Regions from separate parts of the Mus musculus genome. Here region 1 is linked to region 2. A link is a contact called in ENCODE POLR2A ChIA-PET data. All regions are on one chromosome and are shown on one strand. The core of a region is the stretch at or near the end of the contact, and the rest is flanking DNA. Distances in the headings are between cores, read along the strand shown. Region 1 holds the start of Jpt1 (Jupiter microtubule associated homolog 1). Region 2 holds the start of Armc7 (armadillo repeat containing 7).

The links. ChIA-PET counts read pairs that join two places held with the same protein, here RNA polymerase II (POLR2A).
Region 1: POLR2A ChIA-PET joins it to region 2 with 34 read pairs in Patski. The contact joins the promoter of Jpt1 here to the promoter of Armc7 in region 2. POLR2A ChIA-PET finds 5 or more read pairs at or near these places in 4 of 5 experiments (Patski and embryonic stem cell).

What each region holds. Positions count from the first base shown.
Region 1 is chr11:115,512,683-115,518,713 of GRCm38, reverse strand. It overlaps Jpt1 (Jupiter microtubule associated homolog 1), which reads left to right and starts at 4,321. Exons shown (of 5, transcript NM_008258.2): 1 at 4,321-4,494. The coding sequence starts at 4,439.
Region 2 is chr11:115,471,668-115,477,104 of GRCm38, reverse strand. It overlaps Armc7 (armadillo repeat containing 7), which reads right to left and starts at 1,438. Exons shown (of 3, transcript NM_177778.5): 1 at 1,078-1,438; 2 at 840-983. The coding sequence starts at 1,168. It overlaps Slc16a5 (solute carrier family 16 (monocarboxylic acid transporters), member 5), which reads right to left. Exons shown (of 4, transcript NM_001080934.1): 4 at 2,707-4,434. The coding sequence ends at 4,184.

The DNA of each region.
Region 1 (6,031 bases), core at 3,072-5,571, 39 kb before region 2:
GGAGGCAGAAGTAGACAGATCTCTGGGTGTGAGGCCAGCGCTATGCTACACAGAGAAACCCTGTCTCAAAAACCAAGCAAACAAATAAATAAAAAGAAAAGAAAACTTCTTTCATAACTTCTGCCATTACACCCTGTTTACGATACTATTTTAAGAGCCAAACCTTTATGGCACCAGAGAGGGAGAGGCAGAGGCAGGATCTCCAAGTTCAAGGCCAGCCTGGCCCACATAGTGAGTTCCATGACAGCCTGAGCTACATAGCGAGACCCAGTCTTACAACACACACACAAATAATAATCATCATAATAGTACTTCATGTTTAAAACCACTACATTCTTTTTTTGTTTGTTTTTGTTGAGACAGGGTTTCTCTGTGTAGCCCTGGCTGTCTGTAGAGCGCCACCACCACCCGGCTAAACCACCACGTTCTATAGCCCATCATGTTTCTCTCGATAACCAAGGAGTTAGGAGGAAAATAAGCAGTTGCTATGTTCCTCATGACTTCTAACTCAGCAACTGTTCAGTTTTCCCTAGAGCCAACTGCTTTTCCAAGTATTCAAGCTGTCATTTGTAGTGCAGAGACTTCAGCTCACCCAGGTGCCTTCTCTTCCCACCATGGAACCCAGGACCCTAGGCATGGGCTCTCAGGTTTTGTGAACACCACATTTTCTTTTTCAACATTTATTACTTCTGTTGTTTTTTTTTTTTTTTTTTTTAAGACTATTTTTCTGTGATCTCTTGCTGCCCTGGAACTTGCTTTGTAGATCAGGCTGCCCTTGAACTCAGAGACTTGCCTGCCTCTGTCCCCAGAGTGCTGGGATTAAATTGTGCCATCATGCCCAGCTTATGTTTACGTATTTTATCTGTGTATATATGTGCACGTGTGGCTGAACCCACGTGTGGATGGAAGTCAGAAAACAAGCTCAAGGAGTCGGTTCTCTCCGTCATTTGGTGCCTGGGAATTGAACTTGAGTTCTCAGGCATGGTAGCGATACCTCTTCCCACTGAGTCATCTTGCCTGACTCTGAACAAATACTCTTCCTATTCCTTACAACTCAACACACTAGAAGCAGGTGGTAATTACTCTTCATTGCTCAAAGGATGTCCAGTTGACAGGGGGTAGCCCTCTATAATGCCAACATCCATGCTGGAGGCAGGATGGGAAGACTCCAGGTTAGACATGAAGTATCCTTTATGCTACTGGGGTTGACCCAGACATGAGAGATCATATTTGGAAAGAGAAGGGAATTCTGGTTTTCTGTGAAAGCCTAGAGGGAGAGTATTTTGGTAAGACTGCTGAAAACACTAACCAATTGCCTGAAGAGGCGACAGGAAGAGGAATATTGTTGAGTTTTATGGAAATACTGAGGGTACCCAGGACGGGAGACGTCTACTTTTAGGGGTTAGGTTTGTCATGAGAAAAGGTCGCCCTTCAGCTGCCTACATGCTTTCACCTAAGGCTTTGCCTATGAAGATCTTTAGACCATCCTCCAAGTCCTCCAAGTGTTGCCTGCATTTGTTGCAGGGATAAATTTACCCAGACAGGTGGAAGAGTCATGACTTAAGAGTTGGAAACAGCTGCCAAGTCCCTGGCAGCTCCGATAGTTTTAGAGATGAGGCCATCCCCTTACCAGGCATTAGCCAGCTTTAAAACAGCCTCTGAGGGCAAACCATCGTTTGGGCTTGCTCATGTGCCAACCATTGGCACTTAAAGAGTAAGATCAAAGTGGTTTCTTGTTTGTCTGTTTTATTATTTATTTATTTATATAAGTTTTTTTTTTTGAGACAGACTAGGCTGGTCTTGAACTGAGATTCTCCTACTTCTGTCTTCAGAGTGCTGGGATTAAAGGTGGGCTCTACCACTGGCTGAAAGATTAATATTAAAGAGATTCCAGTCTTTCCCAGAAATGTTGGCACGGGCCTTTACTGGGAGGCAGAGGCAGACAGATCTCTATGAGCTTAAAGGAAGCCTGGTCAACAAAGGGGATTCCAGGGCTGGTGAGATGGCTCAGTGGGTAAGAGCACCCGACTGCTCTTCCAAAGGTCTGGAGTTCAAATCCCAGCAACCACATGGTGGCTCACAACCATCCGTAATGAGATCTGATGTCTTCTTCTGGTGTGTCTGAAGACAGCTACAGTGTACTTACAAATAAATAAATCTTAAAAAAAAAAATTTTAAAAAACAAAGGGAATTCCAGGACAGCAGGGCTACGTAGATAACACAGAGAACAAAACAAAACCCCTGGAATTTCAGCACTTTTTCTGTTACGGACTCTTTAAGATTGCTTCATTAGGTTTCCCAGTCCAGCCTGGTCTTCAGAGTGAGTTCCAGGACAGCCAGGGCTACACAGAGAAACCCTGTCTCAAAAAAAAAAAAAAAAAAAAAAAGATTGTCCTAAACTGGACAGTGGTGGCGCACGCCTTTAATCCCAGCACTCTGGAGGCAGAGGCAGGTGGATTTTTGAGTTCAAAGCCAGCCTGGTCTACAGAGTGAGTTCCAGGACAGCCAGGGCTACACAGAGAAACCAAAAAAAGAAAAAAAAGAAAAAAGAAAGAAAGAAAAGAAAGAAGGAAAGAAAGATTGTCCTAGTGGTGAAAGGTCTCATTCATCTCCACCCAGAAGCATGGAAAGCTGAAGGCTTATTTGGGGCGTGGAGAAAACATTGTTATTTCCTACACGTTGGTCAGGTTAAAGAGCGGATTTACGGTTTTTGTTAGCCATCTACCCTGCATAGTGGCACTGCCCTATATTGCCAGGAGTAGGGAGGAGTGCTGGTGTAACCAAACATTGGGACGGTACTAAAGCATCGGCAGCGGGATGTGGGGTGATGGTGTAGCACAGGCTAATCCAGTTAGCGCAGGCTAATCCAGGAATTCTTTTCATTTGTTTCTGTTTTTTTTTTTTTTCCTAGACGGGGGGGTAGGGGTGAGGGTGGGTGGGGTGGGTGGGTGGGGGGGTGGGGGTGGGGTGGGGGGGGAGTTCTCTGTGTAACATCTTTGGCTGTCCTAGACTCTTCTGCCTCCTTAGTGCTGGGTTCAAAGGTGTAGACCACTGTGTGCCCCCCGCCCTTTTTGAGGCTAAGAAATCTTGCTTCTGCCTCCAGGGTGCTGGGATTAGGGGTGTGCAGCACCCCCACCTCGGACCTTAAAAAAAAAAAATTCCCTCTCCAACACGGTTTCTCTGTGTAACTCTGGCTAGCCTAGAACTCGGAGATCCACCTGCCTCTGACTCCTGAGTTGGTGCTGGGACTAAAGGATTAAAGGCATGTGCTACATCGCCTGGCAAAAGATTTACGTTGTGTACATGTGTGTGCCTGCATGTAACTGCCCAGGTCAGGGAACTGGAGCTACAGTTTGGAGCTGCCCTGTGAGTGCTGGCAACTGAACCTAGGTCCTCTGCAGTACTAGCATATGGCCTTAACACGACATCCCTTCTCTCTTTCCTGCTTTCCTTCTCTGCCTCCCCCTCATTTCTTTTTGACAGGGTCTCACTGTTTAGACCAGACTGGCTTGAAACTCAAAGTGATCCTCCTGCCTCAGTCTCCCAAGTTAAGGCATTGCAGGGAAGTGCCGACACATCCTGCTGAGGTAGCTTTCTATTTAGGTAGCTAGGTAGTGTGTATGTGTGTGTGTGTGTGTGTCTCAGTGCGTGGGTGCGTGGAGGTCAGAGGTTCAAGAGTTGGGTATCCGAAATAATCAAACTCAGAGCTGAAATCAACCAAGTAGAAACAAAAAGAACTATACAAAGAATCAACAAAACCAGGAACTGGTTCTTTGAGAAAATCAACAAGATAGATAAACCCCTGGCCAGACTAACTATAAGGGACAGAGACAGTATCCAAATTAATAAAATCAGAAATGAAGACATAATAACGAAGTATATCTTAAAATAATTATTCTGCTTGTTGAGTATTAACAGTTGAAAATATTAAAATCATGTTCTACAAAAAAAAAAAGAGAGTTGGGTCTCTTACACGTTGTGGGTCCTGGAGATTGAACACGGGTTGTCATGCTGGGTGGCAAGGGCTTTTCCTTATGAGCCACCTCGACAGCCCCTCAAGTAACTTTTTAAAGTGACCGTGAACACTTGAGCACCACCAGATTGTCGAGGGCGTGGAGGAGGGGAGACCACAGCGGCCTTTCTCTGTACAGGAAGGGGGCGGGGCTTAGGCCGAGCCGTCTCCCGCGCAGCCCGTCCTGACGCCGATCTATGATTAGCACTGTAGCTAACCAATAGAAATGAAGAGATCTTTTTAAATTGCCCAATGGCGGCATGTGGAGGGTGGGCCCTATTGGCTCTATAAAATGGGAGTCCGGCGAGCCCCGCGGCGGTAGAAGCTCGTGGAGCCCTGGTGGTTTAGCTTTTGGAGTCGTCTGCGCCTGTTGGTCCCAGTCCCCCTTGGCGTTTTCAGGGCCAGCCTACCTCGCCCCTTGGCGCCATGACCACTACCACTACCTTTAAGGGTGTGGACCCTAACAGCAGGAACAGCTCCCGGTAAGGCGACAGGGTAGGGCTCGAGCCCTCCAGGGCTTGTGGGGACCGCGGGGCGTTGGTGGTAACGGGCCGGGAGCACCGCGCTCGCGCCCGGGGGAGGGTGGCAGAGTAAGGAGTGGGCGCCGCTTTGTGCGGCAGGACTGCCTCGGCTTGTGGCCCCGCCCCAGTCGTCCCTTCTATTCATTTCTCCCCGGTAACGACAGCTGAGGGGGACTGTGGGTGGCGGCCCTTTGCCGTACGGCAGGTTGGAGTCGGTGAGAGTGTGCGGGAGGATCTTCTTTCAGCCACCCGCGGCGACACTGGTCGGGTCCAGGATGGTGGGCTTGGTCTCCCAGGAGCCCAAGGAGCCTGCAGGGCCCTGGGCCCATTGTCCCACATGAGGGCCATGCGCTCCCGCTTCTGGCTCGGGCGTGTGCTGGCCCCGGCCTTGGGCGCTGCGAGCAAATCTGAGCACTGATCCGGCTGGTCTGCAGGCTCTTTTCCTCGTGGTGGCCCGCCGGGGTGTCCGTGTCTGCGCAGCAGGTGCACCTCTGGTAGGGCGGGGCTGGTCATCCCCTCCCTCCACTTCCAGCCCTGGACAGGAGCTCTCTTATCAAAGTGCCTCCCTGCGCCTAACAAAGGAGAGATCGGGTCTCCTCCCCCTCCCCACGCCCACCTCCGAATGCGCGGGGCCGTGAGCCTGCTCAAATGGGTTTTCTGCGCTCAGGTCCTCGGACCTCTGCCCTTCCATGTCGCCTTCTTTACTTCTCCCATTGACTTTGGCCGAATGAGTTCACCCCAGAGCAGGCTTCTCTTGGAGGAGGAGGTTGTCTGTGCTTGGGCGGGGCTAGGGAGCCATCCATTGTCTCTCCAGTAGTATGTAGTATCCCTTCCTGGAAGCTGGGATCTTGCTTGTCCCCAGTACACTGCATTTTGGGAGGAGCTCTGTGACTGGACTGGGACCCGTTTCCTACCCCTCACTTAACTTGGTGAAGATATTTTGTTCAGCGGAGGGAGTCCATCTACATCGTCTCAGCTAGTGGCACACAGTCCCTTAAGTTGGCTTTCAGGCATCTCTTTGATCTTCCCAAAGGCTTGGTTCCATGTTCTCTGGCCATGTATTTTCCATTGATGATGACCCACAGTTGAGTGTGACCAAGCCTTGGGGTCCCGACCAAGTGGCACAAAAGGGAGCCATTTTGTGGGGCTAAGAAGGCAGCGTGGAACAGCAGTGTCTCTCACAGGGGCTTGACAACTTGCTGACAAAAAGCAGCCTCCTTGAGTAGTCTTATGAGGAAGCTGGGGCAGCTACAGACTGCTTTCAGTTTCAGGAAGTAGTAAAAGAATTGGTGTGATGGAAGGGAACTGAAGGGGTCAGCGCTTACAGGGCGGGGCAGAACTGGAGATTAGACCTAGGAGACTGGGTCACTCCCTCTTGTTGTCATCCTTCAAATGAGGTAATTTGTTACAAAGGACACAGGGACAGATTGAGCCCTGGGTTTTTGTTTTGTGTGATGAGGCCAACTTTTCCTGGTCTGACACTGGTTCCTGGCAAGAC
Region 2 (5,437 bases), core at 189-2,688:
CTCACGCTAGGCTGGCCTGGAACTCGGAAAGATCTACCTACCTCTGTCTTCCCAGTACTGGGGATGAAAGGCATGTACCACTGTACTCGGGGAGAACTGACTCTTGACAAATTTCATGCATACAGCCTGGTGCACATGCATACTCACACTCATCCACACACACATGCAAACACACACCTACACAGCAAATGTAAAAGAGTCTACCTTGAATAATTCAAACGGCCTTACAATAACCCAACTATAGGAGTTCTAAGCTACCTTTGCACCTCTTGACAGTAAACAATACAAGGGCAAGCTCCAGCCGGGCAGTGGTGGCGCACACCTTTAATCCCAGCATTTGGGAGGCAGAGAGGCAGGCAGATTTCTGAGTTCAAGGCCAGCCTGGTCTACAGAGTGAGTTCCAGAATAGCCAGGGCTACACAGAGAAATCCTGTCTCAAAAAAATCAAAATCAAGCAAACAAACAAACAAAAAACTAAACTTCTTTCAAAGAGGTTTCACCCCATTTCCTCACTTATTATCTCTTTTCTAAGAGGAAGAAAGACACGACTTGTTTGGAATGAGCTGTGACCCCGATAATGTGTGGAGGAGGAGAAGGTAGGTGGTCCACACACGGCAGCTCTGCCCTAGATGAGATCCCATCCCAAACACTAGTTTGTTTAGTGACAGTGTCTTACTCTGAATCCCAGGCTGGCCCCCAAGTCGCAACCATCCTCCTGCTTCAGCCTCCCGTAATGCTAGTTTTATAGGCGAGTGGCATGCCTGACTCTCAAGTCGCTCTAGTCTATAACTTGGGGGGAGGCGCGCGGGCACGGGGGTTGGGGGCAGCCTAACTCTTACCAATAGCAAACTTGATTAGGGTTTCATTCTCTTCCGACAGAGAATCAAGGAATAAGTCCAGGACTTGTAGTTGCCGTAGGTACTGGTAGTTGCCCGGGTCATAAGCGAAGTTGGCGAGGTTGGCGAGGACTTGCTCCTTGGCATCTGCAATGGGAAGCAGCCCTGGGGTCGGACCTGTGCGGCGGCGGCTGCCGTCAGAACCCTCCTGGGTCCCTCGTGCCCACGCTACACCTCTTACCTTGGCTCTCGGTTTCCTGGAACTCTGTGACCAGCGCCTGCAAGTAGCCTAGCCGCCCGACGTGGGGGTCTATCTTGGGTTTCTGTGCCATGGCTGGGGCGGCGGAGTTGGGAGCTCCGGTAGAGGCCACAAGGCCTGGATCCTGACCTGTCCCGGCGGCGACAGAGCGGCAGCAAACCCAGTCTTGTCCTGAGATCCGCGTCTGCAGCTGGGGATGAGCTGTGGGGGTGGCCAGGGGTCTCAGGATCCTGTCTGAGCCGGATCTGAAAACCAAAATTCAACCCGGGCGAGACGCTGTGGCTTTTCGGAACTGAAGGCAGGCACGCCCCCTTACCACACTCCCTGCACCGCTTCCTGGTTCAGGGCGGAAGTCTCTCTAGCCCCGCCCCAGGAAACGGAGTGAGCGGGACCAGGACGGGATTGGGCGTGGTTACTGGGCGCCTCCTGGGCTTCCCTCCGGATTTCTAGAGCTGGAGGCTTTAACCCTCCACTGCGCAGCCGCCGCAGCGGGGATGCGTCGAAGGAGAGAGGAAGGGAGAGGGGAGGGAAAGAGGAGAAAAGGAGAGAGAGAATGGTGGATGGATTGACAGCCGGGCAGACGGATCTTCAGGCCATCTAGACATGATAGTAGTTTAATCCCAGAACACGGAGTTTAAGGACGGTTTAGTCTACAAGGCAATCCAGAGCTACATGGCAAGACCCTGGTAACAAAACAGAACATCCATCAAACCCCAAACACAATCTTAGGGTCACAAGGAGCGTCAGGGAGGGGCCCAGCTTTGCCGTGCTGTGGTGGAGGTGGAGGATGGAGGCAGTAAGGGTTTTTAGGGCAAGGGTCAGGGGTCATGTACTATGTTTGGTACCAGGGACCTGAATCACAGCAGAATGGTTTGTGTACTTCACCTTTCCCTGGCCCCCACCTCTGGGGTTTAAGTTCCAGTGATCAATCCATGCCCAACATCAACCAAGAGCAAGAGTTTTAGTCTTAGTTTGGATGCTTGAGAACCAAGGTTGCTCCGTGAGAACTCTGTGCCCTTTAGGTTTTATAAGAAGCAGGCTAGGCAGACTTCTTACATCTCAGCTCAAGATGGCCAAGCGTCTGACTAGTCAGAACATCAAAGACCTGGGGACCTGGAGCCTTTGAGATTCCAGAACAAATACTTTGCAGACTCCCCTCAAAATTTTCCAGGGATGGTCCAAAGCAGATCCTGGCTACAAAAGAGTAGACTTTGCTTCCATCTTGTCTCCAAGCCCCAGGCTCCAAAGAACTGGGATTACAGCACACCTGGGCATGGGTGGGGCTGGAGATGGAAGTGAAGGTTTGATGTACGTGACTAAACTACATTTGCACCCTCATTTCTTCGTTGCTTATTGCCCTCAGATTAATGCCATTATTACCAACGGGCAAGTGTGATGAAAATTTCCTAGCTGGAGGATCACAGATTCTATTTTTCCTGGACGTGGGCCTGTTAGCCAGCCCCAACTCTGTTTTCTGTTAGAATGAAAAATAGGTCCCTGGCATTTGCCCTTCAGAGTAGAAACTTCCTTGGGGGGTGGGGGTGGGGTCAAGCTCAGTTCTGAGTTGCGATCCGGAAAGCAGTAGGGGACATTAGACAGAGAGGCAGACTTCAATTGGAAGATGGCATCTCATACAGGCCAAAAAAATTTTTTTAATAACGTTTATTTGTGTGTGTGTATGGTGCGCGCACATGGGCACGCCACAGAACAACTTGTGGTAGTGGGGCCTCTCCTTGTCCATGTGGGTCCCAGGAATCAAACTCAAGTTGTCGGCATGCAGCCAGCACCTTTACCTACTCAGCCGTCTCCACCCAAGGTCTAGAGACAGTGAACATAAGCAACTCAGCAAATGCACGGCTGCAGTACTTCCTTTGACCATGAGGGGGCACTCGTGACAGCACCTTAGAGGAACCGATCGCCTCCTAAAGATGCTTATTCATGCCAGATGGACTTGTGGAGGAGGATGGCTGGCGTCAGTCATGAAAATAAAATCATTTTCCTGATAAGGTTTTCTTGCTGGAGCCTGGTGGAGCCTGAACCAACAAACAACCCCAAGAAGTTCCTGCCAGCCTGAGGGAATGGAGGAAATTTACTCAGGCCTGGTTTCCGCTTTTCTTAGTCCAGAGTTCATGACCCGTGCGGCAGGGAATGTTTTTGTATATAATTCAGACCGTTTTCCCCTTCCCTGGAGTACCCTGCTGCGACAAGCCTGGGCTGATGACAGCTAGCCTTAAGAGATGACCTCAGAGACCAGCACCAGAAGCGAGTAAGTGGACATAGCTCCAGGCCATGGGCTCAGGCTAGCAGCAGCTGCCGATTTAGCCAGTTTCTGCCTCAGGGTTGATACCTCCAACACATTCCGGAGAAAGGGGAACCTCAGAGGCCAAGAGCAGAGCACAGACTACGGTTTGCACATAGAAGCCAGTTTTTATAATGTTCCTTAAGTTACCTAGCCTGTCTTCTTGGCTCCTGGTTAGTCAAGGTCTGCCTTCCCCTACGTGGATACGTGGATAGAGTCTGGTAAAAGGAGATTCTGGCTCAGGCCCTGCTCAATGGCAGAAGACTCTTCAGACTGTACAACTTCTGAGACCCAAGTAAAAGGGCTCCTTCCAGGACAGCAGAAAAGTTTCTTTCCCTGCTCTCTGCAGAGGCGCCAGGACCAGTATTACTGGTCTTCATCTGTGCCTGCTATGGCTCCAGTTAGCATAAGACTCAACTTCTTGATGCAGCACTCTTAACCTTCCTGATCTGAGGGGGGTCATGGTTGGTTGTTTGGGAAGAGAAGAAGAGTAAGTAAGTTCTTGGAAGAAAGGCAAATTTGTCAAAATAGTCTGAGGCCAAGAAGGATGAAAACAGTTGACATGGGAAGGATGAATGAGACGCCCCAGAGTGATGTGTTGTAGGAGCAGCTGGGAGGAGCCAGTCCAAGGTAGCTAGCCATGACTGCTTCCTGCAAGACTCAGACCAATCTTCTTGGGACCCAAGGAAGAAAGCCAGGAAGGCCCACTTCTATTTCCTACTTCCTGGAAGGAAGGCTTCCCCCACTGACTTCAGAGCTCAGAGATAGGTCACATGGGATCTCTGGAGTTCAGACATTGGTCATATAGATGCTTTCAGGGTACGGTTGCTTCTTGGCACTGTCCTTGTCTTCTGAGGTGAGATCGTGCATTGGGGTCATCTCTGAGGTAGCGTTCTCCATTTTGGCTTGCCCATCTTGCTTCAGCTTCTTCTTCTCTGCGGCGTAGAAGCCCACACCCAGGATAAGAGAGCCTGAGACGAGGAAGCCACTCGACATATAGAAAACGTAGCTGAAGTTGTTGGTCTTGTCCAGCAGCAATCCTGGGGGGTGGGGAGGGGACAGAGAATGAGTTAATCCGCCATGCAAGCCCTACAGGCTCCTTCCACCAGCTCATGCGTTCAAGGAGAGCAGAGATTTTAGCTTTGTCTTCACTCAATAGGAAATCATGGCTGGCCCCTCGGGAAATACACAACAGATACTTGTGCGGTGAGAGGAGGGAGGACACCCTTGGCTTCTGGCCTAGGCAAATGTCCTCCCCCAGGAGAGAGCCTGAGGGCCTGTGTTACCCTTGGAGGCCGGAGAAACAGACTGAAGGGCTGGCGGAGTCCAAGCCATGTTCTCAGCCCTGACCTTGCCTCAGGCCCTGGCCCCGCCTATCTCTTTCTGAGAAATTTGGGACTCATTTGCTTGCAGGGCTTCCTTGGAAACTGGAACTCAGATCGATGGGGACAAAGCACATCTTTAACCCCAGCACTCAGGAGGTAGACGCAGGTGGGTCTATGAGTTTGAGGACAGCCTAGTCCACACAGAGAAACCCTGTCATGAGAAACCAACCAACCAACCAACCAACAACAAAAACCCCTCACACAGCTGAGCTTCAAGGTCTGACCATAGTGACCACAGCACTTACCTGCTGACTAGCCCCTAGCACCAGACTCCTCCCACCCACGCTGAAGGCCCCTCTCTCTGTTGTGCAGTAGCCTTCGCCTACAGTTCTTACAAATCCTGTTTGTTTTCTTCCTAACACGAATGAATCCCTACATCCGTGCCCCCTCCACCCCAAGGTAAGCCTCAACAGTGTCGGGCTTTGTTTGGTTTTGGTTTGGGATTTTTTGGTTTTTCAAGACAGGGTTTCTCTTTGTACCCGTGCGCTCAGTGACTGGGCTGGGTGGATGTCATGACGCATGCTCTCTTCTGCACTTTGTAGTTGGCATTCTAGCTTAGGGAAGAATAGTGATTTTCCTGGGACCCACAGGGTGGAAACTAGGAGGGCCAAGGTATTAATTACAGTTAACATAGGTGGAGCTCTTATCAGGAGTCCTG